Regions from separate parts of the Homo sapiens genome. Here all the other regions are linked to region 2. Evidence: chromatin contacts called from ENCODE Hi-C or POLR2A ChIA-PET data. All regions are on one chromosome and are shown on one strand. Each heading gives the region's core, a stretch centred on a gene start or an enhancer-like site at or near the end of the contact. The rest is flanking DNA. Distances are from core to core; before and after follow the strand shown. Region 1 holds the start of MAP3K8 (mitogen-activated protein kinase kinase kinase 8). Region 2 overlaps JCAD (junctional cadherin 5 associated). Region 3 has its middle 92 kb from the start of MAP3K8.

Region 1 (3,749 bases), core at 937-3,436, 410 kb before region 2:
TACGTTCCCCAGAAACCCTGCTGACCAGTTCGCCTGCTAACTGCGCCTGCAAAAAGCCTCAGCACTTTCCAGCCTTAATTAAGCACACAATATGCTAATGGTTTCTGAGTTATTCATGATCTGTGCCCATCTAGAGAAAGTTCAGATTGTGAAGGTATTCTAGTTTGGCAATAAAGACGTTTAGTATAAGATGATTTTTCCCTTGACACAGTTTACAATAAAAGTCCTCATAAAATTCCTACTTCCTAACCAAACAGAAAATTATGCCAGCTTTTGGAATTGGAGAGATGTGCAAATACAGTCAAAATTAGTTACACTGAATTATTTCAGAAATCAGCAATAAAATCACGAGGAAATTCTCTTCCTAAACATTAACATAATACTCTTGGCTGCCTCCATATACAGAAACAAAATGTGAGTGTTTCCTGGCAAGTGTGAATGAAAATGGCCAGCATAACAGCATATGCTTCTGCCTAACAAAGAATGACTATTACTTGTGTTATTTCTCATTTAAAATATTTTTTTAGGCCGGGCACAGTGGCTCATGCCTGTAATCTCAGCACTTTGGGAGGCCAAGGAGGGTGCATCACCTGAGGTCAGGAGTTCAAGACCAGCCTGGCCAACATGGTGAAACCCTGTCTCTACAAAAATTAGCCGGGCGTGGCGGCGGGCGCCTGTAATCCCAGCTACTCGGGAGGCTGAGGCAAGAGAATCGCTTGAACCCGGGAGGTGGAGGTTGCAGTGAGCCGAGATCGCGCCATTGCGCTCCAGCCTGGGCGACAAGAGTGAAACCCCCTCTCAAAAAAAATTTAAAAATTATATATACATATATACATATGTGTGCCAAAATAGTACATTCTCCCTCAGGGCACATTTCTGACTATGTTTTTGCTCTCAAAAAGCCCCGGATTATGCGTTTCAGGCGTATGGAAGGAAGGACCGACACTCTGCTTCAAAACCTCTACATGCCTCAACGTTCCCATTTGCTTTACACGACAAAGTCCTCATGGGCCGTATGCCAGACGTCCTGCACACAAACCTCAATCCGTCGCAGAGAGCTGGGGGCGTCAGCTGGAAGTGGATTACACTCTCCTTGGCACAAACGACTCAGGCCACAGGTATGTAAAGCAACTGCAAGAGCCTTTCTGTCCCTGTTTTTTATCAAGAGCAGCCTTTAATCTTGTCTTCCCAAAAGTGAAATAGACAAGCATCGCAACGTTTCTCTCTTACAGGCAGCCGGTGGCCTTCCCCTGTTAACTATGGAGACAATCCCTAGGCGTCCTTCTCCGCCCAGAGCTAGAAAAATTTCAGAGTCCTGATCATGCACTATCGCTCGAAAACAACTTCCGTGAAAATAACTTTTTTTTTCTCCTAGTATTCTTTCTTAGACCAAAAGCCCAGCCTTCGTGTTCTGCTATGACCTCTTTAGTCATGGGATAGAGTCCGGGTTACAAACTTGAATTTAGTTCCAGCCATTCACAAGTCTCTGGGCTCCGCCAACCCACACTCCCACTCCTTTCCTCCTGGTTCTCTAAGTCAAGGGAGCCTAAAAGGCTTATAAATTATCAAAGCACCCAGCATTTGGGAGGATCGGGTCCTCCAGCCTCCGAGCTGCACTCACCGGGTCTCGGGCAGGGAGAGTGCGGCCGTCCAGGCGGCGTCGGCAGCGGGAGGCGCAGTGACAGCGGGTCCCCGCTTCCCCGCGCACTGCCCAGACCAGCACTGCCCTGGCGCTGCGGATACGGGAAGGAGGAGGAAGGGGGAGGAGTCGCGAGTCTGCACCCCGTGAGACCCTTGCGCAAGGTGCTTTCCAGCTGTGCCTGGTGCAGCCGGCGACCCGCGAGCGCAGCTGTGGGCACGCCCCCACCTCTTCCCACGCCAGAGTTTTCCCCTCTGCTGGGGGCACCCTCCATTTCTGCATGGGAATCCCCGGGGCACCCAGGCGGGACGCGACCCGAAAGACACGCCGGAGACCCCCAACCCTGGATTACCTGCGGCCTTGGCGCTCCCACGCCGGCCGAGCGCTCCAGCCGCGGCCCCCCGAAGGTTCGGTGCGATGCTGGCTGCAGGCCTGTGGGAGCCGAGCACGCCGGGCCACTGGGATCCGGCGGCGGCAGCGGCAGAAGCAGGAACCAGGGCGCCGGACCCCAGAGCGTGGCGCGCAGTCCAGAGCGGAGCGGACGAGTGAGACCCGCGTCGCCCGCACGCTCAGACCGCCCTGCTCTGCCCCTGACTCACGGCGTCTGAGCCTGCCCAGGGGCGGCGCAGCGGACGCCAGCCACCGCCTCCCCGACTTTTCCATTTCCCCTTTCTCTCCGTAAACAGAAAGAGACTGCCCGGTTGCAGGGTAAGCCAGAGCCCCCGCGCTGGGAAATTCCGCGTCTCCCCCCCACCCGCCACCCCGCCGCCCCTCATTTGCCCTCTGGGCGCCCGGGCGGAGCTGGAGGCGGGACTAGGGAGGAGCAGAGCGGCGCGCAGGGAGGAGCGCGGGACGTGAGCTGCGGCCCGAATCGAGAGCCTGGGACGGGGACGAGTTTTCCCCCGGGCCTGGTGACCCAAGGCGTCTTAGTGGCGGAGTTGCAAGAGGTGGTTGTGCCCTTCCCGGTCCCCAGGGAAGGTCGTATATCTTAGTGTACTCGCGCCCTCGGCGCTTCTCTGGAGTCCCAGGGTCCGGCGGGAGGGCACGCTCCCGGGGGGCGGCGGGGAGGGCAGTCACCAGACCTTTTTCCGCGCGCCCCACGCTCTGGGGTGGGGACAGAGGCGCCGTGTGCCCTCCCAGCAGTGCTGCGGGAAGCCGGGGAAGCTTCGGGGCTTCTTGGAACCGCGACTGTGGGTCCGATTGCTAGTAGCACGGCCCCGCCTCGCCCAGATTTCGCTTCAAATTCACACACAAAGAGGGCAGTGACCCGTGGTGCGCACGCACACATTCCAACTTAGAGATTTCCAAGAGGCTGCGGCAGGGTGGGCCCGGAACCTGGTTGTTGGGCGCTCGGCTGGGAGCCTGTGCACTCCGCCAGCAGAACCTGGTTTTCTTCTCTGCAGTCTTTATTAAAATTGGTTATTTTGCGGCACCGCCTCATTAGGAAGCGTACTTGTACTATCTCCCCGCTCCCGCCTACCGCTAACCCTCAGTCCTAGCTGCTCATCTGGGGTTTTCCTTCTAGAGTGTCAAGCTTTTACTCCAGGTGTAACCGGAAGAGAGTTCTAGAGAAAAGCGCCACTCTCCCGAAATCCACTCTGCGGGACATTCCCAATGCCCCGCCACCCCCTCCCCCTACATTTCCCACGTATCAAGCACCCACTAGGAACCAGGCATTCGGCTAGAGCGCGGAGAGCTAGGAGCCATGTAAGGTCGACATCCTCTCTCTCTCTCTCTCTCTCTCTCTCTCTCCCCCCCCACCTACGGCCCAGGAGGTGGGGTGTCCCAGGCACAACCCAGATTCAAACGCGGTCACACTCCAAGTCCACGCCCTATTCTTCCCAGTGCCCAGGTCCGTGCTCCCTCTGCAGTTTCTAGATTGCCTCCGCGCGGTTGCGCACGCCTGTAATCCCAGCGCTTTGGAGGCCGAGGCGGGAGGATCACTTGAGGTCAGGAGTTGGAGACCAGCCTGGGCAACATAGCTACCCCGTCTCTACAAAAAATCTAAAAATTAGCCAGGCATGGTGGCTCACGCGTGTCATCCTAGCTCCTCGGAAGCTGAGGTAGGGGGATCCCTTGAGCCCAGCAGTTCGAGTCTGCCGTGAGCTAT
Region 2 (3,368 bases), core at 302-2,801:
AAGAGCCGGCTCATGGAGGAATGCAGCCTGATGGTGCCATTTGGAATCCACAGAGCTTAATACCCCCGTCGGGGGATGAGAGAGGCCTGGTCTTGGCCGATTCCAGCCCCCGGTGGCTGTGGGGCCAGCCCCCCGGGGATGGGGAAAACAGTGGCCTCCCCAACCAGAGAGACCGCTGTGTGGCAAGGGGACAGTGGCCTGATGTGAGAGGCAGCCAGCACGGGCACACTGGAAGACAAGTTTCCTCCCCTTACTCACAGGGCGAGAGCACCTGCGAAACTCAAACCAAGCTCAAAAAGTTCCAAACTGGGACTCGGACCAAGAAAAGTTCAAAGAAAAAAATGAACGAGACTATATTTTGCTTGGTTTCTATCCCAGTGAAATCAGAATCACATCTGCCAGATAGAGATATGGACAACAATGACTTAAAGCCCAGTGCTGATCAAAAGAATGGGTCTGATAAGAGCCCGGCTCTGCAAGAACAGAGTCTGCTGAGCATGTCTTCCACCGACCTGGAGCTGCAGGCCCTCACAGGAAGCATGGGTGGGAGAACGGAGTTCCAAAAACAAGATCTAGGGGAACCAGAAGAAGACAGACAAACAAATGACCTCAGTTTCATCCACCTTACAAAGCACAGAGAACTCAAGCATTCTGGCTCTTGGCCAGGGCACCGGTACAGAGATCAGCAAACACAAACCAGTTTCTCCGAGGAGCCCCAAAGTTCGCAGCTGCTCCCTGGTGCAAAGCTGGGAGGGCCGAGTCGTGCAGCATTGAGTCCAAAATGTTCAGACCCTGCTGCCTCCGAAGCTCAGACGCACACAGCATTCCCTACCGGTGATCACAAACAGAGGCCAAGTGCCCGTAACCTGAAAGGTCACAGGTCCCTCAGCCCATCCAGCAACAGTGCGTTCTCAAGGACTTCCTTGTCCGTGGACCAGGCACCGACGCCAAAAGCAGGCCGAAGTCAGCCCTGCGTGGATGTCCACGGGCTTGGAGCCCACCCTGGGCCTAAGCGGGAGGTGGTGAAGGGGGAGCCCACGGGCCCTTGCAACAGTAAACAACTCTTTGGGCAGTTTCTCCTGAAACCGGTCAGCCGTCGTCCCTGGGATTTGATCAGTCAGTTAGAAAGTTTTAACAAGGAGCTCCAGGAAGAGGAAGAAAGCAGCAGTAGCAGCAGCAGCAGCAGCAGCAGCAGTGAGGAGAGTGAGGCGGAGCCGCAGCAGGAGAACCGTGCTCACTGCAGACAGGAGGATGTGGGCTTCCGCGGAAACAGCCCGGAAATGAGGGTTGAGCCACAGCCGAGGATGTGGGTGCCGGAGAGCCCTGTGTGTAGGTCGGGAAGAGGTGAGAGTAAGTCTGAGAGCTGGAGTGAGGAGCTGCAGCCTGGCCACCCACGTGCCTGGCCTCCATCCCCGGGCCGCTTTCGCGTGGAAGAAGGTGGCGGTGCACCTTTCTGCTCAGCAGATGGAAGCACGAGTGCAGAGAAGAGACACCTGGAGGTTAGCAACGGAATGGACGAGCTGGCAGGTAGCCCATTTCCTGTGACGAGAATGTCTTCAAGATCAAGTGACGCAAAACCACTGCCCGCGTCCTATCCAGCTGAACCTAGGGAGCCCCAGGAAAGTCCGAAAATCACCAGTGCTTTCAGCTCTGTGAAACCAAGTGAAGCGGTCCCTCGGAAGTTTGACAGTGGTGGAGAGAGGGGGGCAGGGCTCCCACTGTCCCTGTCTAACAAGAACCGAGGGCTCTCAGCTCCAGACTTACGGTCTGTGGGGCTCACCCCTGGGCAAGAACAGGGTGCCAGTGAGCTAGAGGGGTCTTTGGGTGAAGCAAGCACAATAGAAATCCCCCCAGGTGAGTCCTTGCAAGCCAGGGCTGCAAGGATCCTGGGCATTGAGGTGGCGGTGGAGTCCCTCCTGCCGGGCATCCGGAGAGCGGGACAGAACCAGCCTGCTGAGCCCGATGCAAGTGCCTGCACCCCAGAGTCCCCCCAGGAAGAGTTGCTATCTCGCCCAGCACCGGCAGATGTCCCCAGGGTGTCCACTGATGCCTTTTATGGCAGGAGGAAGTGCGGCTGGACCAAGAGCCCTCTCTTTGTAGGGGACAGGGACAGTGCCAGGCGGGCTCCTCAGGCTTTTGAGCACTCAGATGTGGACGGGGTTGTCACCAGCACAGACCCTGTCCCTGAGCCTGAGCCCAGCCCCTTGGAGTCCAAGTTCTTCGAACAAAAGGATGTGGAAACAAAACCACCCTTCAGGTCCACTTTATTCCATTTTGTAGAAAGAACCCCAAGTGTGGCAGGCTCTGAAAAGAGACTTAGAAGCCCTTCCAAAGTGATTGAAAGTTTACAAGAGAAACTGGCCTCCCCGCCTAGGAGAGCAGACCCTGACCGCCTGATGAGAATGAAAGAGGTGAGCTCAGTGTCACGGATGAGAGTCCTGAGCTTCAGGAATGCCGACTCCCAGGAGGACGCCGAGGAATTGAAGGCCACCACAAGGGGCCAGGCCGGGCTCCCGGGAGGCCTTGTGTCTCCTGGCAGTGGGGACCGTGCCCAGAGATTGGGCCACTCACTCTCTGTGTCCAAGGACAGCATCTCCAGGGAAGAGAAGGAGCATCCGGCAGCACAAAAGGAGAAGAGCATGGATCAAGACTTCTGGTGCCCAGGTGAGGAATCAGGCAGACAGGCAGGTGCTCAGTATACATTTGGAGTTTTTAGTCAGTACAAAATACCAGGTTGGTGGATAATGTAAATCTGCATATTCAGAAAAGATCAAGTTGACCCTGGGAATTGTTTTATCAAAAGATTCCTCATTTTCGAAGAATTATCCAGAAGCCATCTTTAAAATTCAAGATCTTGCAGTATATTTTATTTTTTTGAGATAGTATCTCACTCTGTCGCCTGGCTGGAGTGCAGTTGTGCAATCTCTGCTCACTGCAACCTCCGCTGCTTCCTGGGCTCAAGTGATCCTCCCACCTCAGCCTCCCGAGTAGCTGGGGCCACAGGCATGCACCACCATTTCCAGCTAATTTTTTAATTTTTTTATAGAGACGAGATCCCACTATGTTACTCAGGCTGGTCTCGAACTCCTGAGCTCAGGTGATCAGTAGAAGAGTTGAGATAAATGTCAAAAGATCCACATCATAAGCCATGGACTGGAAGGGACCTTCTGTCATTTAGTCTAAGCCTTTTCTCCCTCCCCTCCCCTCCCCTCCCCTCCCCTCCCCTCCCCTTCCCATTTTTTTCTTTTTGAGACAGAGTCTCACTCTGTTCCCCAGGCTGGAGTACAGTGGCACGATCTCGGCTCACTGCAACCTCCGCCTCCTGGGTGCAAGCGATTCTCCTACCTCAGACTCCTGAGTAGCTGGGA
Region 3 (3,449 bases), core at 821-3,320, 500 kb before region 2:
GCTACTGGGGAGGCTGAGGCAGGAGAATTGTTTGAACCCAGGAGGCGGAAGTTGCAGTGAGCTGAGATCGCCCCACAGCACTTCAGCCTAGGCAACAGAGTAAAACTTTGTCTCAATAAAAAAAAAAAAAAAAAAAATTGACCTCACTGAAGCAGAGGGCAAAGAGACAGGTTCTATTTCTGCTTTGGCTCTGGGGTCATGTCTTTCAGTTCTCCCTGGGCATTCATGGACAATCTTCATGTTGATGGGGTCTGCGTAGCCTGGAAAGCCACAAGAGGAGACAACAGGGATCTGGCTGATAATGTCTGCAGTGCCAAGCAGACACAAACACAAATACTTTCTGGAAAAATGTACACTCAAACCAACTAAGCCTTAAGTATTAAATAATCCCCAGAGTAGAGTTCTAAATACTATGAGCTCAGCTGGGCACAGTGGCTCACACCTGTAATCCCAGCACTTTGGGAGGCCAAGGCGGGTAGATCATGAGATCAAGAGATCGAGACCATCCTGGCCAACATGGTGAAACCCCATCTCTACTAAAAATACAAAAATTAGCTGGGTCTGGTGGCACGCTCCTGTTGTCCCAGGTACTCAGGAGGCTGAGGCAGGAGAATCACTTGAACCCGGGAGACAGAGGTTGCAGTGAGGTAAGATCACACCACAGCACTCCAGCCTGCTGACAGAGCGAGACTTTTGTCTCAAAAAAAAAAAAAAAAATCATGAGGAAGAATGCACAGAAAGAAAAAACAATAGAACTAAATCCAAACTTCAACTAACACAACTAACATATAAAAAGATAATGACTACAATTAAAAATCGAAACGCAAACACCAGATTAGATACAATTAAAGACCAAATTAGTGGGATGGAGGATACTTTTGAATAAATTACTCAAAATGTACCCTACAGTGCCAAAAATAAAAATAAAAAATGAAAGTAATAAAGAGGTTAAGACACATAGCAGAGAAGGCCCAGCATGCATTGAGTCAGGAAAGCAGTAGCAGAGAATGTGTGTGAGAGGCAATATTAGCAAGGGTAGGACTCAGAATTTTGAGAATTGATACGGCCAGGTGTGATGGCTCATGCTTATAATCCCAGCACATTGGGACGTGGGAGGATTTTTTGAGTCAGGAGTTCAAGTCTAGCCTGGGCAACATAGTGAAACCCTATCTCAACAAAAAATACAAAAACGAGCCAGGTGTGGTGGCACATGCCTGTGGTCCCAGCTACTCAAGAGGCTGAGATAGGAGAATCGCTTGAGCCAAGAGGTTGAGGCTGCAGGAAGCTGAGATTGTGCCACTGCCCTCCAGCCTGAGTGACAGAGCAAGACCCTGTATCAAAACAAAGAAAGCAGGGTGCGGTGGCCTATACCTATAATCCCAACACTTTGGGAGGCTGAGGGGGGTTGATCACTTAAGGATGGGAGTTTGAGACCAGTCTGACCAACATGGTGAAACCCCGTCTCTACTAAAAATACAAAAATTAGCCAGATGGGGTGACATGCACCTGTAGTCCCAGCTACTTGGGAGGCTGAGGCAGGAGAAAACCTTGAACCAGGGAGGTGGACAGAGATCATTGATGTAATACATTCAGCAACTCCCACAGATCCCAAGCAGAATAATTGTTAAATGCATCCGGGGGCCAGGCACTGTGGCTCATGCCTGTAAGCCCAGCACTTTGGGAAGCTGAGGGTGATGAATCATCTGAGGTCGGGAGTTTGAGACCAGCCTGGCCAACATGGTGAAACCCTGTCTCTACTAAAAATACAAAAATTAGCCGGGCATGGTGGCGGGCGCCTGTAATCCCAGCTACTCAGGAGGCTGAGGCAGGAGAATCTCTTGAACCCAGAAGGCAGAGGTTGCCTTGAGCTGAGATTGCACCACTGCACTCCAGCCTGGGTGAGAAGAATGAAACTCTGTCTCAAAAAAAAAAAGAAGCATCTGGAAAGAAACAGCCAGAGAGAAAAGACATATGATCTACAAAGGAGTGAAAATAAAATGAACAGCTAATTACTCAGCAGCAAAAGTGAAAGTCAGGAAACTGTAGATTATTATCTTCAATATTAGTGCCGTGAGAAAGTGAGTATTGACAGGAAACTGCCTGCCCAAACAAGGCAATTCTTAAAAGAAAAAAGTAAAATTGTGACATCTTGAAGATGTTTTTGAAAGATTGTTTTTGAAAAAGCAATACTGAGAATAATTACCATTAACAGACTCTCAAAAACTCTAAAATATACAATTCCCAATAAAAGGAAATGATCACAGAGAAGTCTGAGATACAAGAAAGATTGGTGAATAAATAAAATGTGGGAACATTTTTTCTTTTGAGATGGAGTTTTGCTCTTCTTGCCCAGGTTGGAGTGCAATGGCGCAGTCTCGGCTCACTGCAACCTCCGCCTCCAGGGTACAAGTGATTCTCCTGTCTCAGCCTCCTGAGTAGCTGGGATTACAGGCGCCTGCCAACGCGCCCGGCTAATTTTTTTTTTTTTTTTTTTTTAGTAGAGATGGGGTTTCACCATGTTGGCCAGGCTGGTCTCGAACTCCTGACCTCGGGTGATCCACCCACCTTGGCCTCCCAAAGTGTTGGGATTACAGGTGTGAGCCACCGTGCCCTGCTATTTTTTTTTTTTTAAACTGAGTCTTAATCTGTTACCCAGGCTGGAGTGCAGTGATGTGATCTCGGTTCACTGCAATCTCCATCTCCCAGGTTCAAGTGATTCTCCTGCCTCAGCCTCCTGAGTAGCTGGGATTACAGGTGCCCTCCACCATGCCCAGCTTATTTTTGTATTTTTAGTAAAGACGGGGTTTCACCATGTTGGCCAGGCTGGTCTTGAACTCCTGAACTCAGGTGATCCACCCACCTCGGCCTCCCAAAGTGCTGGGATTACAGGCATGAGCCACCATGCCTGGCCTAAATGTGGGAAAATATAAATTCACTGATTATGTTAACCAATATAATGGTTAACATATATTGTGTTGAACATTATATGTGTGAAGTTGAACATTACTGGACAACAATGGTATGTTAACTGTGAGTGGAGAGATTGATGTTAAAGCATTCTGAGGTTCTTTGATTTGGGAGCAGAATAAAGTTTATTAGTTAACTTTGGATTAGGTAAAATATTCATGTGAAATATTAATAATCAATTGCAACCAATAAGGTAAGGAAAAAATGGCGGGGGGAAGGGAGTATCTCAATCAATGTGGTTAAATCTCAAAAACATAATTTTGTGCCAAACCAAGTTTACATAGTACAATAAAGCTTAAAAATAAGCAATATTCAGTAATGTATTTATTACTTAGAGATAAGTAAAAATTGGCAAAATTATAAAGAAAGGCAAAGAAGTAATTAATGAAAGGCAAAGAGGTAATTAACAAAATCAGGATCATAATTAGCTCTGGGAAAAGAATGGGAAAAGGTATTTGGTAATGTTTATTACTTAAGTTGGG

Evidence for each region. A loop is a pair of places that touch in the nucleus more often than their neighbours do. ChIA-PET counts read pairs that join two places held with the same protein, here RNA polymerase II (POLR2A). Pooled maps may share reads with other maps.
Region 1: a loop to region 2 is called in a map of naive thymus-derived CD4-positive, alpha-beta T cell, with 9 times the contacts of the local background. The contact joins the promoter of MAP3K8 here to the enhancer-like site in region 2. A Hi-C loop is called at or near these places in 1 of 168 maps with a recorded cell type or tissue (naive thymus-derived CD4-positive, alpha-beta T cell) and 7 of 50 pooled maps. POLR2A ChIA-PET finds 5 or more read pairs at or near these places in 2 of 52 experiments (GM12878 and activated CD4-positive, alpha-beta T cell).
Region 3: a map of natural killer cell shows a loop between it and region 2 (6-fold over the local background). The contact joins two enhancer-like sites. A Hi-C loop is called at or near these places in 6 of 168 maps with a recorded cell type or tissue (CD4-positive, alpha-beta T cell, CD4-positive, alpha-beta memory T cell, CD8-positive, alpha-beta T cell and 2 more) and 10 of 50 pooled maps. POLR2A ChIA-PET finds 5 or more read pairs at or near these places in 2 of 52 experiments (CD4-positive, alpha-beta T cell and naive thymus-derived CD4-positive, alpha-beta T cell).

What each region holds. Positions count from the first base shown.
Region 1 is chr10:30,432,621-30,436,369 of GRCh38, reverse strand. MAP3K8 (mitogen-activated protein kinase kinase kinase 8) reads right to left here and starts at 2,186. Exons shown (of 9, transcript NM_005204.4): 1 at 1,992-2,186. RefSeq lists enhancers at 685-1,222, 1,347-1,396, 1,687-1,786, 2,507-2,646, 3,318-3,749 and 2 more and a silencer at 2,227-2,466.
Region 2 is chr10:30,025,399-30,028,766 of GRCh38, reverse strand. JCAD (junctional cadherin 5 associated) reads left to right here. Exons shown (of 4, transcript NM_020848.4): 3 at 1-2,664. Among named protein-coding and RNA genes, the nearest start is that of JCAD, 33 kb to the left of the region's middle. RefSeq lists enhancers at 1-400, 1,119-1,188, 1,369-1,428. Within about 2 kb of position 1,551, at least 20 of the 41 ENCODE cell types and tissues checked have a DNase peak (open chromatin) inside an H3K27ac peak, as active enhancers do; they include natural killer cell, where a contact is called at or near this core.
Region 3 is chr10:30,524,417-30,527,865 of GRCh38, reverse strand. No RefSeq gene overlaps it. Among named protein-coding and RNA genes, the nearest start is that of MAP3K8, 92 kb to the right of the region's middle. Within about 2 kb of position 2,070, at least 3 of the 41 ENCODE cell types and tissues checked have a DNase peak (open chromatin) inside an H3K27ac peak, as active enhancers do; they include natural killer cell, where a contact is called at or near this core.